Linked DNA regions of Homo sapiens: region 2 is linked to region 1. A link is a contact called in ENCODE Hi-C data. All regions are on one chromosome and are shown on one strand. Each heading gives the region's core, a stretch centred on a gene start or an enhancer-like site at or near the end of the contact. The rest is flanking DNA. Distances are from core to core; before and after follow the strand shown.

Region 1 (7,637 bases), core at 1,441-3,940:
GCACTCTGGGGAGACCCCATTAAGTGTGAGCGGCGTGGAAGGCCTCCTGCTGCTGGTCCACGGGTTCTCTCTCATGATTCCACAAATGATTATTCAGCAGTAAGGTGCAGCAGTCACAAGCCTGAGCTCTGGAACCTGGCACACCTGACTTTGGATCTCAGCTCCTCTCCACAGCAGCTGGGGCACACAGCCCTCTGAACACCATTCCTCACCTGTAAACTGGGAATAAAACATCCTAGAGGGCTGCTGATGAAGAGTCAGTGAGCTGATGCCTACCGGGCATTAGTGGAGCACTAAGGAGGGCAGCCGTGCCAGGCAGGCCTTGTGCCGGGTACTGGAGGCACGATGGTGGATGGCCAGAATGATGGCTCCCAAAGATGTCCACGCCCGAATGCTTCTGAATGTGTTACCTTACATGGGAGAAGGGACTTGGCAGACAGAATTAAGGTAAGGATCCTGAGATGCGGAAATTATCCAAGGTTATCTAGATGGGTCGAATGCCATTATCAGGGTCCTTAAAACTGGAAGAGGAAGTAGAGGAAGAGGTCAGAGTGATGCGATGTGAGAAGGCCTTGGCCTGATGTTGCTGGCTTTGAAGACAGAGGAAGAGGCCATAAGCCAAGCAGTGTGGGTGGCGTCTGGAAGCTGGGAAAGGCGAGGAAATGGATTCTCCCCTAGAGCCTACAGAAAGTAGTGCAGCCCTGCTTGGTGTTAGCCCAGTAAGACCCATTTTGGACTTCTGACCATAAATAAACCTGTGTTGTTTTAAGCCATCAACTTTGTGGTAACTTACAGTGGCCCCAGAAAACTAATACAGGTGTATGTAAGCAAAGGCAGAGCTGGTTCTGGCCCTCAGAGCCTACGGTTCTAGCACGGAAGGCAGGTGTCTAGACAGGACGTTAAAAGCCAGTGGGCTGTAATCCCAGCACTTTGGGAGGCCGAGGTGGGCAGATCGCTTGAGGTCTGGAGTTTCAGACCAGCCTGGCCAACAGGGTGAAACCCCATCTCTACTAAAAATACAAAAATTAGCCAGGCGTGGTGGTGGGCGCCTGTAATCCCAGCTACTTGGGAGGCTGAGGCAGGAGAATGGCTTGAACCCGGGAGGCGGAGGTTGCAGTGAGCCAAGATCGTGCCACTGCACTCCAGCCAGGGTGACAGACCCAGACAACGTCTTAAAAAAAAAAAAAAAAAGCCAGTGAGATCAGAGCTATGCAGGTGGGCACACAGGTGGCTGCAGGCCCACAGAAGCTCCTAACCCGGTAGGGATGGTCAGGGAAGATCCTGACACTGAGACAGGAAGACCGAGAAAGAGTGAGAAACGACAAGGCAGAGATAGAAGAGGTTCTCAACGGGAGAAAAAGCCCAGTGGTGGGACAGGGCATGCATGGCAGATCCCTTCCCATCTCAGCCAGGCGCCGTGCTACTATTGTGGCAACAGATAAGATGGGACGAGGTCCTCGCCCTTGTGGAGTGCACGTGAGGTCAGGAAGACAGAAAATAAAATGCAACACAAATAGATGTATAATATAATTTCTGGTGGACATAAGTGGTATCCTGAAAAACATCTCGGGCTAAGGGGAGAGCTAGAGAGGCCAGTGACTCTGACCAAGGGTGATCAAGGAGGCAGAGAGCTGAACCAGGCAGGGGAGCAGGCCCTGTGGTTGTCTGGGGAAGTGGCTCCAGGCAGTGAGGACACTAGTGTAAATACTAGGACTGAAAGTTATCGGGGGTGGCTGTAGAGGTGCTGGGTGGGGCTTAGGGATCTCATGTGCTCACCTTCCAAGGGTCGGGGGAAGGGGACACAACGTTATGTAGGCCTAACCTGACACCTGTTCTTGCGGGGCCCCCAAGTTCCTGCCAGAATCACTCCGGTATTCTTAACACCCTTCCTCAGTGGTGGAGCTGACCCTTGACCTCTCCCACTTCCCATTCAGACAAGGGCCTCCCAGCAGATATGACACACCTAGTCCCACTGTCACTGACTGTCACAGCCATGAGAGCCCACGGCTTATCTCCGGGTAGTGCGGTGGCCATGTGCTGGGCAGTGGGGCCCAGGCTGCCTGGGTGTGAATTCCAGCCGTGTCACTTTTTAAGCGCCTGATCTTAGTCAAGCCGCTGAAATCTTCCCTGCCTCAGTTCTCGTCTGCAAAAGAGCCACTATCTACCTCCTAGGGTTGGCATAGGAAACTGAGGGACTTCCTGCAGTTCCTGGACCACTGCAAGCACTAGCGTTATAAGCGTTATCATCACTACTTTAATTATCTCGCCCAATTCCCTCCTTGCTCAAGTGAGGAAACAGAGGCCCAGAGAGGCCCAGCTACTTGCTCAAGGTCACACAGCAGAGGCTGAGCTCCGGCTGGGCCCGGAACCAGTCCGTCTCGCGTCCATCGCAGCGACCTCCCTCCTCCGGCAACCTCCCTCCTCCGAAGCCCTCCCTCCGGTTGGCTGGACTCCCCGAGGCCTCACCCGGATCGTGTCCACGAGGCTCTGCACCTTGGCGGGGTCCAACACGGACGGCAGCGGCCGGATGAGCACGCTCAGCGGCACGTTGTGCACCGCGGCGATGCGGCCCGAGTGGATGCTGCCGCCCTGCGCGCCGCCGCTCGGCCCGGGCCCCTCGGGCGCCCCCCGACCCGCGCCGGCCCTGCCCAGCGTTCCTCCTGCACGCAGCCCCATCGTCGCCGCCGCCGCGGGACTCGCCGCCTCCCCCCGGCCTTAACTCCGGCCGGGCCATACCATTCCGCGCGGCCGGGGGGGGGGGCCCGTGCCAGGGCAGCGCGCGTTTCTCCCCCGACCCCGCCGCGGTCCGGCCTCGACCCCGCGGTCCCCAGCCCGACTCCGGCTCCGCTCGCCAGGTGCCGCCAGACTCGCGCGGGGCTCAGGCTCTCCACCGGGGGGCGCCTCTCGCCTCCCCTGCGCCGCGCGGCGTCCGGGGAGTGGAAACGCCCGGGCGGGCTGACTCAGGGTGAGTTTGCAGGTCGCGGGGCGGGAGGGGCGCGGGTGACGCACCGGCCGGGCCGACTTAGGCCGCGGGGGCGGGGGCGGGGGAGAGCGCGGCGGACCTGCCCAGCCAGGGTGAGTCGGCAAAGCCCGCGGTGCGCTGCTGCCCCGCTGCTGGGGTTCCTAGCCAGCGAGGTTATGATCCCCACCAGCGGTTCCACTTCCAGTCTGGCGCCGGCTGTGTCTGGAGTCGTTCCGAACATTTTGCACGTGTATTAACGTATCTGAACCTCAAAACAACCCTGCAAGGAAGGTATGACTGTTATTCCCATTTTACAGAAGAGGAGACTGAGACACAGGTTTAAGTGATGTACCCAAGATCACGGAACTAGTAAGTGGCCGAATCCGCGTTCAAATCCAGACGGTCTGGCTCCAGAGTCCGCCTTCTACCCCACCGTTGGCTGCCTTGGTTCAGCAACAGTGACTGTCACACGGAGCCCTCAGGAGTCGCGCTGACAATGGGTGGGCCCTGCCTTCAAGTTCCACACTGTCTGTTTGTGTCATTACAACACTACTGGAAGTAGGTGCAGTTATAGACCCGCTGTTCAAGGTCAGCTGAAATGAAAGTCAGGTCACACGAGTCCAAACTGTGGGGCCACTTAACCACCAACTCCAAGCAGGAAGGTGGACGATCCCAGACTCGGTCGAAGACAAGCATGTCTGGTTTGCTTGTCTTCCTTCTCAACCTGAATGGCACGAACATGGAGAAATGCATACTTACCCTGCCAGCTGGAGAAAACTGGAGACGAAGGAGGGAGCCAGGAGTTTCTACTTTGCCTTCCACCAGTTGCTGACACTTTCTGAACCCCGTCTGTAAAATGAAGTCATGCTGCCCATCACTCAAAGTTGTGTGAATTGAGAGAGTGCTCATAGTGCTCTGTGAATTGCATAACATCCATTTTGCTGTTGAAGATCATTTATTTTGGGTTCTTAGTCTCTCACAAAACCTTAGAACACTGACACCAAGACTCCAGCCTTTCCCTTTCGAAACATAATTCCCGTGCGCACCTAAATGATACTTTATTTCAAGAAGTAGAACTGACACCCACACCTCAGCCCCAGAATTATTCAGAATTAGAGAATTTCATCAAGAGGGAAGTTATCCCTTCTAAAACATCTTCCTCATTACAGGAAGTAAGAATGGCAGGATAACAGTTTCTAGAGTGGAAAAGTGGAGCTCTGGCCTGATTCTATCATCATGGTGTACCCAGGGAGGCCTCATTTCCTGGTATCAAATTCTCTGTGTTAAGATATCTATGGCCCAATTCAAAATGGCTTAAGCAATAAGAAGGTTTGTTTTCTCACATAATAAAATGTTTGGAGGTAGGTATGTCCAAGGTTGGTAAAGAGGCAGTTGAACAATGTGACCAAAGACTCCAGTTCTGGCTGGGCCCGGTGGCTCACACCTGTAATCCCAGCACTTTGGAAGGCTGAGGCAGGCGAATCACTTGAGGCCAGGAGTTCGAGACCAGCCTAGCCAACATAGTGAAACCCTGTCTCTACCAAAAGTACAAAAATTAGGCAGGCATGGTGGCGCGCGCCTGTAGTCCCAGTTACTCCAGAGGCTGAGACAGGAGAATTGCTTGAAACCGAGAGGCAGAGGTTGCAGTGAGCTGAGATCATGCCGTTGCACTACAGCCTGGGTGAGAGAGTGAGACTCTCTCAGAAAAAAAAGACCCTGGTTCTGTCTATCCTTTTGTGCCATCATCCTTGGTGTTCTGTTATCCTGCGGTGTGCCCCTCATGGTCCCAAGATGGCTACTGTAGCTCAAAACATCACATCATTACATGCGAATGTCCACAAGTGGAAGTTAGGACATCCCTTCGAGCCTCTTTTTAAGAGTGAAGAAACCTTCCCTGGCTGGATGCAGTGGCTCACACCTTCTGACCTTCCACTCCTCAAGCCCCGGAGTCAACTCTAGTCACACTGGCCTCCTTGCTGTGCCTCTTCCACAGCGAATGTGTCCTGGCCTCAGACCCTTTACATTTGCTGTTCCCTGTGCATGGAACGCTCTTCCCTCAGGTCATACATAGCATACATTACTGAGTGCTCTCCATGTGCCCAGCATGGTTTGATGCGCTTTACATATATTAACTCATGGAACCTAACAGCTTTATGAGACGAGTCTGTTATCTCCATCCCCATTTGATAGATGGGGCATCCCTGTGGGAGCTCTGCCCATTCCAGAGGTGCCAGGCCATTCACTAATGGGGGCAGGAGCCGGTGAGTAAATGCCAGTCTTGTGCTGTCACAGGTGGACGATTCAGAGAGGTGTTCTAGACCATTCAGATCTTTCTGGAACCTTCTCAGAGACCAGAAGTACTCAGCCCTATTGCTACAACTGACTTCACTAACACACCCTCTGTCCCATTCCTCCCACCCCTTACTTCTGCTTCCAGGGATCACCTCCCACATAAACGACTTACACTCAAGTCTCAGACTTGCTATCAGGGAACCAAAACTAAAACAAAAGGGAAACTTGATACTGGGTCATCCCCTATAGTTCTGTACCTTGCCTGGGTTAAAATTGCACTATTTTATTAGATGTGTGACCTTGGGCCAGTCACCTGTCTGTGCCTGTTTCCTAATCTGTAAAACGGACATAATGTCACCTAATTCACAGGGGTGTTGGAAGAGTGAAGAGAGATGGTGTTAGGTGAGGTCCTTAAAACAGTGCACAACGCATTATAAGTGCTCAATAAATGTTTGCTGTTTGATTGCATTTTAAATTGTAACAGAGCTTGAACGTCTCTCCGTGTCTTCACTTTCAGACTAGGCTTGATGTATTAGTCAAGACTTTTGTTTGCAAGTGACAGAAAGCCAAAGTGAATTAGCTTAATGAAAATGGGGATGCTTGGCTATTCCCGTGACTGAGGTGAAGCGGAGCCTCAGGGGAAAGTAAGTTGAGAGATTTCTTTTCTCTGCCCTCACTCAGCAGAGGGATTATCTCTACATGTCAGGAACATGACTGTCAACAGCGATGATATTTGGCTTTAAATAAGGGAAACCTGACAACAGAGACTTCATACAACTTAAAGTGTTTCCTCTTTAAAAAAAAAAACAGTCGAGGTAGGAAGTCCATGGCTGGGATGGCTGCTCCATGGTCACTAGTGGCATAGGCCCTTTCTATCTTGCCGCTCCATCATTTTCCAGCAGAGTTTTCATTCTCAGGGTCACCTCCTATTCAGGATTGCTGCTGAAGTGCCAGCCGTCTCATCCAAATTCCACCCTGGAAAGAGGTGGAGAAATGGAAAGGCAAAGGATATGACCCCTCCCCTTTTGAGGATGCTATCTCAGAAGTTTTGTATAACACTTCCCCTTGCATGTCATTGACTAGAAATTGGTCACACGGCCACCCCTGGCTGCAAGGGCAGCTGGATATGTTGTCTTCATCCGTAGCGGTAATGTGCTGAGCTAAAACTGGAGTTCTCTTACTAAGGAAGAATAGAGATTGATAAGTAGCTAGCAATCGGGGCCACAGCTCTCAAGTTACAGGCCTTATGGCACAGAGACAGGGAGAGAGAGAAAATTTCCAAGTTCTAGTCAGATGCCTACATATGGACAAGCCAGCTATGGCATTGGGGGACACAGACTTTCTTAAAAGCATAAGCCACCATTATTTATTATAATGACTTAAAGGTAAGGAGTTCATTTAAAGATAATTACTGGTCACCTGCTATTGGCTAGGCTAGACCCAGGGGATTTAGTGATCAGCAAAAAGACACTACCAATCTCTGCATTATGAGGCTTACAGTGTAGTGGAGGATTCAGATAATGACCAAATAATCACACTGGTTAATGGAAAGTATACATTGGTAGTGGGTGCTGCAAAAGAATGGCATGTGGTTCTGAGGAAGTGTTTTAGTCCTTTTTGGCTGCCATAGCAATACCATAGACTGGGTGGTTTATAAACAACAGAACTTTGTCTCTTACAGTTTTAGGGGCTGAGAAATCCAAGATCAAGGTGACTTTGTATCTCCCCAACATTCATATGTTGAAATCCCAACCTCCAGGTGATGGTGTTGGGAGGTGGGCCTTTGGGAAGTGATTATGTCACGGGGTTCATGGGGGTAGAGCCCTCATGAATGAGATTAGTGTCCTTTTTCTTTCTTTTGAGACAGGGTCTCACTTTGTCACCCAGGCTGGAGTGCAGTAGAACTGTAAAGAAAACTTCTAATTTTTAAAATCAGGAACCTGATAATAACTAAGGAATCCTGAACAGAGTGTTGGTAGAAATACAGATGAAAAAGGCCATTTGGATGAGGAAATGAGGAAGATATTATTGGACAATGGAAAAAAGGCCATGTTGTTATAAAATGGCAAAGAACTTGGCTGAATTATGTCCACGTTCTAGTGTTTTATAGGAGGTAGAACTTGTGAGCAATGAAACGGAATATTTAGCTAAAGCTATTTCTAAGCAAAGTGTTGAAGCTGTGGCTTGGCTCCTCCTGACTGCTTATAGTAAAATAGAAGCAGAAAGAAATGAGTTAAAGATGTGACTTTTAAGCGAATAGGAAGCAAAACGTAAAGATTTGAAAAATTTTCAGCCTATCCATATTGCAAAGAATGAGAAAGAATGTTTGGGAGAAAACACCATAGTCTCCATAAGGAGACTGTAATGGTGATGAACGTAATCA
Region 2 (7,637 bases), core at 3,633-6,132, 2.5 Mb after region 1:
ATGCAGCCGGGCAGGAGCACCAGGCAGTGTCTGCCTCGGGTTAGACCCTCAAATAAGTGTGTGGGAAATGGGAGAGGGCGCCCTTCAGGCCTTTTCCCACTACACCCTGCATAAACCAGGCAGGGAGCCCTCCTTCCCTATCAAGTTAAGGGGCCCACGTGGCACCCTATGGCCCCACAGACCGTCTTCTACCCAGATGCCCAGTTCTAATGCTGAGTCCCTGGCCCAGACCAAGGGCACCTGACAAAACTGTTGTCCTTCGGGAGTCTTCTGGCCCCCACACCAGGAATGAGAGCTCTAGGTTGTTGGAAAGTTCACTACCAAGCCTGTCCACTGTCTCTGTAGAATTCCATTCTCAGCATCTGTCCCCACAGGTGTGGAGAAGAGCACTTCGCCACCCTCCTCCCTTGGACCCGTCTGTCCCCATAAGCAAGGGCCAGGACTAGGATGAGGACAGAGAGCCACGTAGGGCACAAATGAAGGGCACAAACAGCAAGTACACAGCCCTGAGGGTGACAGCCTCCTTCCCTTTGTGCCTTGGGTCCCTCTCTGGCCTCACTCTAGTCCCTGCTCTGCCTCTACTCCCCAGCATACTCCAGCCCCCTATGCCTCAGCCCTGCAACCCCCTCCTACCTTAAGTATGGACCCTTCTCTTGCCACCTCTGGGTGCAATGTGGGGAGCAGCTGGGGACTGGGAGGATGAAGCCTGAAAGGCCTGAGGCTTGGAACCAGTAGGAAGGCCTGGGCAGGGTTTGGGAAAGAACTGGCAAAATTTCATACAGATGAGGTCAGGTGGTGGGGACAAGGGATAATGCTGGACTGGGCACCAGCGTGCGTGTGACACTGTTAACATGATAGGGGGAGACTGCTTGGGGAAAATAGTTGCTTTGGGAAACACCAGAGGAAGATACCTCTCAAGCACTAAATGGAGGCCAAGCAAGGTGGCTCATGCCTGTAATCCCAGCACTTTGGGAGGTCAAGGTGGGCAGATTACTTGAGGCCAAGAGTTCAAGACCATCCTGGCCAAATTGGTGGAACCCCATCTCTACTAAAAATACAAAAATTAGCTGGGTGCGGTATGCATTCCTGTAATCCCAGCTACTTGGGAGGCTGAGGCACGAGAACCCCCTTGAACCCAGGAGGCAGAGGTTGCAGTGAGCTGTAATTGCACCACTGCACTCCAGCCTGGGTGACAGAGCGAGACTCTTTCCTTAAAAAAAAAAAAAAAAAAAAAAAAAGCACTAGATGGAGAGAGATTGAGATCATCAGTTTTCAAGGGTGCTGGGGGTGTAGGCCAGCACTGAGCCAGGGAGCAAAGCCCCAGAAGTCTGGAAGGCACTCTGGGAGCAGGAAGAAGGCCAGGAGAAGGTGGGCCCTGAAGGCCAAGATTGGGGGGATTCAAGAATGTGGGGACAGTTTCCAGTGTTAAAAATAACAGGGCCAGGTAACACTGGGGTTGGAGAGTGTGCTGCGGATTTAGGAGCTGGTCTCGAGACATCACCAATGTCTATGTCAGAATGGTTTCAGAAAAGTGGTACAAGTGCCGGATGCGGTGGCTCACACCTGTAATGCCAGCACTTTGGGAGGCCAAGGCAGGCAAATCACTTGAGGTCAGGAGTTCGAGACCAGCCTGGCCAACGTGGTGAAACCCCGTCTCTACTAAAAATACAAAAAATTAGCTGGGCGTGGTGGTGCGCGCCTGTAATCCCCTACTCAGGAGGCTGAGGTGGGAGAATCACTGGAACCCGGGAGGCAGAAGTTGCAGTAAGCCGAGATCATGCCACTGCACTCCAGCCTGGAAGACAGAGCGAGACTACATCAAAAAAAAAAAAAAAAAAAACAGGTTGGCGCGGTGGCTTACGCTTGTAATCCTAGCACTTAGGGAGGTCCAAGACAGGTGGATCCCCTAAGATCAGGAGTTCGAGACCAGCCTGACCAACAGGGCGAAACCCTGCCTCTACTAAAAATACAAAAAAATTAGCTGGGTGTGGTGGTGCATGCCTGTAATCCCAGCTACTCAGGAGGCTGAGGCGGGAGAATGGCTTGAACCCAGGAGGTGGAGGTTGCAGTGAGCCAAGATCGCACCACTGCACTCCAGCATAGGTGACAGAGCAAGACTCCCTCTCAAACAAATAAACAAAACAGAACAAAAAAAGTGGTACAAAACAAAGGCAGTCCACAAGGCTAGAGGAGTGCAGAGAAAGACATGGCAGAGTTCCTGCTAAAAGAGAAGACAGTTATTTAAGGAGGTTTGAGATTCAAGGGCTTTTTTAATTTTAAAATTAACCATGGTAGAAACCTGTGTGTTAATATGCTGAGGGAAGTTGCCAATAGTGAGATGAAAGATCTAGGCAAGGGGATAGCAAGGTGACTGCACCAGATACCTGGATCTGGGCAGGAATAAACCTCAACAGTGATCATGTTGACCTTGAGTGACAGGGTATAATGTTTGGGAAGGTGCTTTGTAAACTATAAGGGGCAATACAAACATGTAGTACACCTTCTCTGAGATCCGGGAAAGGACAACCTGAGCATAGGTTGGGGCTGGTCATAGGCCACTCTCCCCTACTGTTTCTCTAGAGTGTGTGTAGTCCCTAGCAAGTCTCAGATGCCTCGAGTCGTGGATGGAAACAAGGTCCCAGGACCATTGTCCTGAGCCTCCTTTCTCCGTGCTCTACCTGGGGAATGCTTGACTATCAACCCACAGAAGCTCTCTCTGGAGCCTCACTGCCTAAAGAGCTTCTTGTCGTAATTGTAACCTGTCATGGTTAACCCCTTGCAAGCATGCCCTGCCCCTTGTCTCTCCCAAGCTTTGGCTGCTGCAGCTTCTTTCCACAAAATCCCAGCAGATAGCCGGGCGTCGTGGTGCGTGTCTGTAATCCCAGCTACTCGGGAGGCTGAGGCATGAGAATCGCTTGAACCCAGGAGGTGGAGGTTGCAGTGATATTGCGCCACTGCACTCCAGCAGCCTGGGCAACGGAGTGAGATACCCCCTCAAAAAAAAAAAAAAAAAAATCCCAGCAGGACACCGGCAGGACAAGGAAGGGGATGTTTCCCTGGTAAGCAGGAACTGAACTGAGAGGAAAGGTCACGGTCCTGAACTAGTCCAGGTAACTGAGCATGGTCTGCAAAGGCAGCCTCCTGGCATCAGTGCACCACCCTGAGATGACAGCCTGTTGCCTGACTGCCTCGATCTCTGTCACCTCAGCCCTCAGTGCCTGGGGCATTATACACAGTATTAGCGTCATGAGGGGGCCAAACGGACTCTACCTGACAGTTACATGTACAGGTACCTCCAACCCACCCCTCAACCTGTGTCTCTCCCAAAGCTAGGAACACTTGGGGTCTCAGAGGCCCCAACCCCAGCCCATTCTATCTCCTAAAAATCTCTAGCCAGCCCCTCCATCCAGCACCCCTGCTGGGGGCTCCTCAATGGACTTTCTTCTCCTGCACTCCCTCCCCCAGGCAGCTGCCAGGGGATTCCTTCTAAAGGGCAAAGCTGATCTTGCCCCTGCTCTGTCCAAATCCTTCCATGAGCAAGACCAAGTGCAGTAGACAGAGTTCTGGCAGCATCAGCTCCAAGTGTAAATCCCAGCTTGACTGATTAGGGGTGCAACCTCATGCAGGTTATTTCACCTCGGGTTCTCACACCTACATTGCAGGCATTTTAAGAAGTAAATGTATGATGGGTGAAATGCCTGGTATTCCTCTTGGTCCCCAGAACCAGAGCAGAGCTTGCAGCAGGGTCCCCAAGGACTCTCCTGATGCCCCTCCTCTATCTACCCTGACCTGAGCCCCTCTCTACTTCACACACAAGCTCTTGCCAGCTCTCTGTGCCCATCCTACATGCTTCTAGACCAGTTCAAAGGCTGGCCTCAGGACAGCATCCCTGATCTCCACCCCCCAGAGGGGGCATCTTGGAGCACTTGGCTGAGGACACCCCAGGGAGATTTCACTCTGAGGCCTCCCCAGGGCTGGCCTATAGGTTTCCCAGGAGCACAGAGGGCAGAGTCCTGGGGGTCTCTGGGCCCTGCACCAAGGAAATGCAGGGCAAATGCCTGTGGGAATGCTAGTTATGGGCAATGCAAAGAGGCAGTGAATCCGGGCAGGGAGAGCAGGAGGGGTTTCCAGGAAGCAGGACTGAGGGAGGAAAGGGATCTGGGGGCACTGCAGGGCTTTTGGGGTGCAGAGATATCCAGAACTTCTTGGTTGGGATGAGTGAGGGGAGATCCGTCTTCCCTCGGTGGCCTAAGCACTGGCAGCGGAATGGGCCCATCACCTAGCTACTGGCTCTGATGAAGCCAGTGTTTCAGGACTGAGGGGGCCGAGAGCGCCCCCTCCACCCCGAGCACACACACGCGCGCACACACGAGCTTCTGCTGGGGGTGGGAGGGGGGGTCGCCATTCACCAGCAGCCCACGGCCCGCAGAGCCAACTGATAGAGACCCCAGCCACAGGCCACAGGACCTGGGAGTCCCTGCGATGGGGGAAACCCCGCCCGCACCTCCCCAGGCTCCCCACCAACGCGTGTGGCCCCGGGGGGCGGGGCGCAGAGGGAAGAGGTGACATAATCCGAGCCGCACCCCCTCTGGCCGCCACCTCCCCCCAGGCCGGGCGAAGCATCCATGACATCATCCGCCTCCTCTCCGCTCCCCTCCCCCTTGGGACCCTAGCAGCGGGACGCGCCCCCTACCCAGTCCGGGTCAGGTCAGACATGCCGCGCAGTGCAGCAGGCACGGCGGCAGGTCGGAGCCGGGAGGGATGCCACGATGGGCCTGCCTCACTTACTCGCTGCCTCAGGGTCCGGCGCGGGGTCTCCGACACGGGCGCCACCGGCCCCGCTTGCTGGCGCAGCCCGAAGCACGCCCGGCGGGGCGCGCTGCGCGGGCCCGGCTCCGCTCCGCGCCCCTCCTGCTCCCCGCCCGAGCCCCGCCCACCAGCGGCTGCGGCAAACGCGAGCCCGCCCTCCGGCCACGCCCCCCAGGGCAGCCAATGCCCGGGCTGGGGCGGGGTGAGGCGCCTTAACCCCTTCGTCGCTGCGCCCCGCCCGCGCGTGGGACCCCTCAGCCTCACCCTCTCTAGGGCGCAGCAAGTCCGCCGCGAGCCCCTCTGCTCATCGCTCGTTACCCCCCAGGCCCTTGGGCTTGGGCTCAGGCCCAGTCGTTCCTCTGCAACAAATCCAATGGAACCGCGCCCTCCCTGAATCCCACGTCTAGGAAGAGGAGGAGGAGCCCCTCTTGCTTGGGGGAAGGGGCTCCCGACTCGGAGCCCCGAGCCCCATTCCTCTCCCGCGCCAGCTCTTCGGGACGCGGCCTCCCAGCGGACGCCCTGAGACCTTGCAAGTCCGCTAGGGAGGGGTCGGGACGAGCCGTCGCGGGTGGATCCGCCCGGCCGAGCAACGACCCGCCCGGGCGCGAGGACCACGGGCTGTCGTGCGGGAGGCGTCGAGGGGCAGTAAACTCCGTTCGTGACCAAACGGAGACGATTTGAAACTTGCTGCTCACACTGGATCACCGTCTGGAAGGTGCGACGGGGAAAAAATACACATTACACTCCAGCAGGATTGAACGCTTTCACCCTGTGCCCCGCGCCTGGCGTAACGCGTGGCCCCAGACCACACGCTGTAACCCGGGGTGAGAGGGAGTGAGGTGGGACTTCGTACCGGACCCGGAGCGCCGGCCTCGCCCGCGCGGGCAGCGTTCACTGTGGGGAGTGCTCACTCAGCCTAGGGCGGCCCGGGAGGACTGCCGGGAGGAGGGAGTCGGCCTTGAATTGAGGCCTCAGCCTTGAATAGGGTAGGGAGGCAAGCCTAGCCGAGAGTTTAGCACTAGCAAAAGCCTGGAGGCACCAGGGTCTGCCCTAAGAACTGCAGCGCCTCTGCTCTGGCTGGGATTTAACGCATTACGTCTCTGCTGTTTATAGGTGTTGTGTTTGGTCTTACGACTTCGTATTCTATAGTTTTTATTTATTCCTGTTTTCTGAATTTTCCCACATTTGCTTTTATCTTCTATCGTGATTTTCAAGGCAGAAAGTATTTTTAATTCTTCTCGCGGCTGCCTTTAGATTTATCAAATGAAAATAGTTTACATTTCACACATTAGTAAAGTCAGTGACAAATAATTCGTTTTTATATTCCCCCATGAGAAATTTTGTGTGCTTTTCTGCCTCCTACCTGCCGCCCTCACTACTTATATTTGTCCACTTAATCAGGACGACAGACCTAACTTTTGTTTACACTTTTTTTTTAAGCCACAACATTCTTTTTCAATCCTTGTTTTTGGCTTTTGCCAACTCTGTTTAATTGGTTTCAATGTTACTGCCGGTTTTTTGTGCTCTAATTTTTCTATTCCTCATTTGGACCCATCTCTCACATGACTGGTGATTTCAGGGAGGACTCTGGAATGTTGTATTTCCTAAGCCTTTGCCTTAGGTGAGAATGCCTTTATAATGATTTCCTGTTTATAGGATTCTTGAGTCTCAAGCTTTCCCCCTCAAAACTCTTGTCTTTATTTCATTGTCTTCTGGCACTGAAAATGCAAAGCTGGGTTTGTCTGTTTAAGGTCAGCAGTTTGCTTGGTGCTTGCAAGGGTTTTTCTTTACCCTCAAAAGTCAAACATTTTGCCAGTATAAATCAATATGGGCCTTATCTATTAATTTTCCAGAAACAAAAGAGGTCTTCTTTGTAGCTTAGAAAAGTTTTCTTCCTGTCCATTCTGTGAAAAGATTTGGGTTTTTTTCTTTCCTCTCCTCTAAAACTATCACATTGGATCACCAATGTCAAATAAATCTGTTTGTTTTCTCTGCACCCTGGGAGACTATATCAAGTTTTTCTTCACCATTACGGATTTAATTTTCTTCAGAGCCAAGAGTACTGTTTATTTTCTCCAATAAGACATTTGATTCTGCTTGTTTTATTTTTCTTTCAGCCAATTTCCATTCCACCTCTGTCTTGATCTCAACTTAATCTCTCTTTGTAGTCTCCATTCCTATTTCATAGACTAATGTGGTTTTGCATCTTTAAAAGAACACCAGGAAAATAAGAGAATACTATCTATATCTGACTCTGGTCCAATGCATATGAAAACTTTTTTGTTTTTTTGAGACAGAGTCTCACTTAAAATTTACACAAACTCTAGCATAGTGTGTAACTATTGAATGAATAACTAATGCAATCCCCTTCCTTTCTTTCAGAGCAACTATGAACTAGACTTTTTTTTTTTTTTTTTTTTTTTTTTTTTCTGAAATGGAGTCTCCCTCTGGAATGCAATGGTGCAATCTCAGCCCACTGCAACGTTCGCCTCCTGGGTTCAAGCAATTCTCCTGCCTCAGCCTCCTGAGTAGCTGGGATTACAGGCATGTGCCACCACCACGCCGGGCTAATTTTTGTATTTTTAGTAGAGACGGGGTTTCATTATGTTGGTCAGGCTGGTCTCGAACTCCTGACCTTGAGATCCGCCCGCCTCGGCCTCCCAAAGTGCTGAGATTAGACTATTTGTATCTAGGTTCATCAGTTCAGTGAACTAATCAATACTTTGTTTTGTTTTGTTTTGTTGTTGCTTAAGATGATTTGTCACCTGCTGATTAATGATCACACAAGTTGTTTTTTTTTGAGAGAGTCTTGCTCTGTCACCCAGGCT

Evidence for each region. A loop is a pair of places that touch in the nucleus more often than their neighbours do.
Region 2: a map of ascending aorta shows a loop between it and region 1 (6-fold over the local background). The contact joins the promoter of LZTS3 here to the promoter of SRXN1 in region 1. A Hi-C loop is called at or near these places in 2 of 168 maps with a recorded cell type or tissue (CD4-positive, alpha-beta T cell and ascending aorta).

The regions. Positions count from the first base shown.
Region 1 is chr20:650,510-658,146 of GRCh38, forward strand. SRXN1 (sulfiredoxin 1) reads right to left here and starts at 2,691. Exons shown (of 2, transcript NM_080725.3): 1 at 2,467-2,691. The coding sequence starts at 2,676. LOC107985423 (a long non-coding RNA gene) reads left to right here and starts at 2,444. Exons shown (of 2, transcript XR_001754452.2): 1 at 2,444-2,965; 2 at 3,280-7,637. RefSeq lists a silencer at 2,569-3,128.
Region 2 is chr20:3,168,667-3,176,303 of GRCh38, forward strand. It overlaps LZTS3 (leucine zipper tumor suppressor family member 3), which reads right to left and starts at 4,883. Exons shown (of 5, transcript NM_001365618.1): 1 at 4,789-4,883. It overlaps LOC107985414 (a long non-coding RNA gene), which reads left to right and starts at 5,024. Exons shown (of 2, transcript XR_001754477.2): 1 at 5,024-5,524. RefSeq lists a silencer at 4,767-5,106.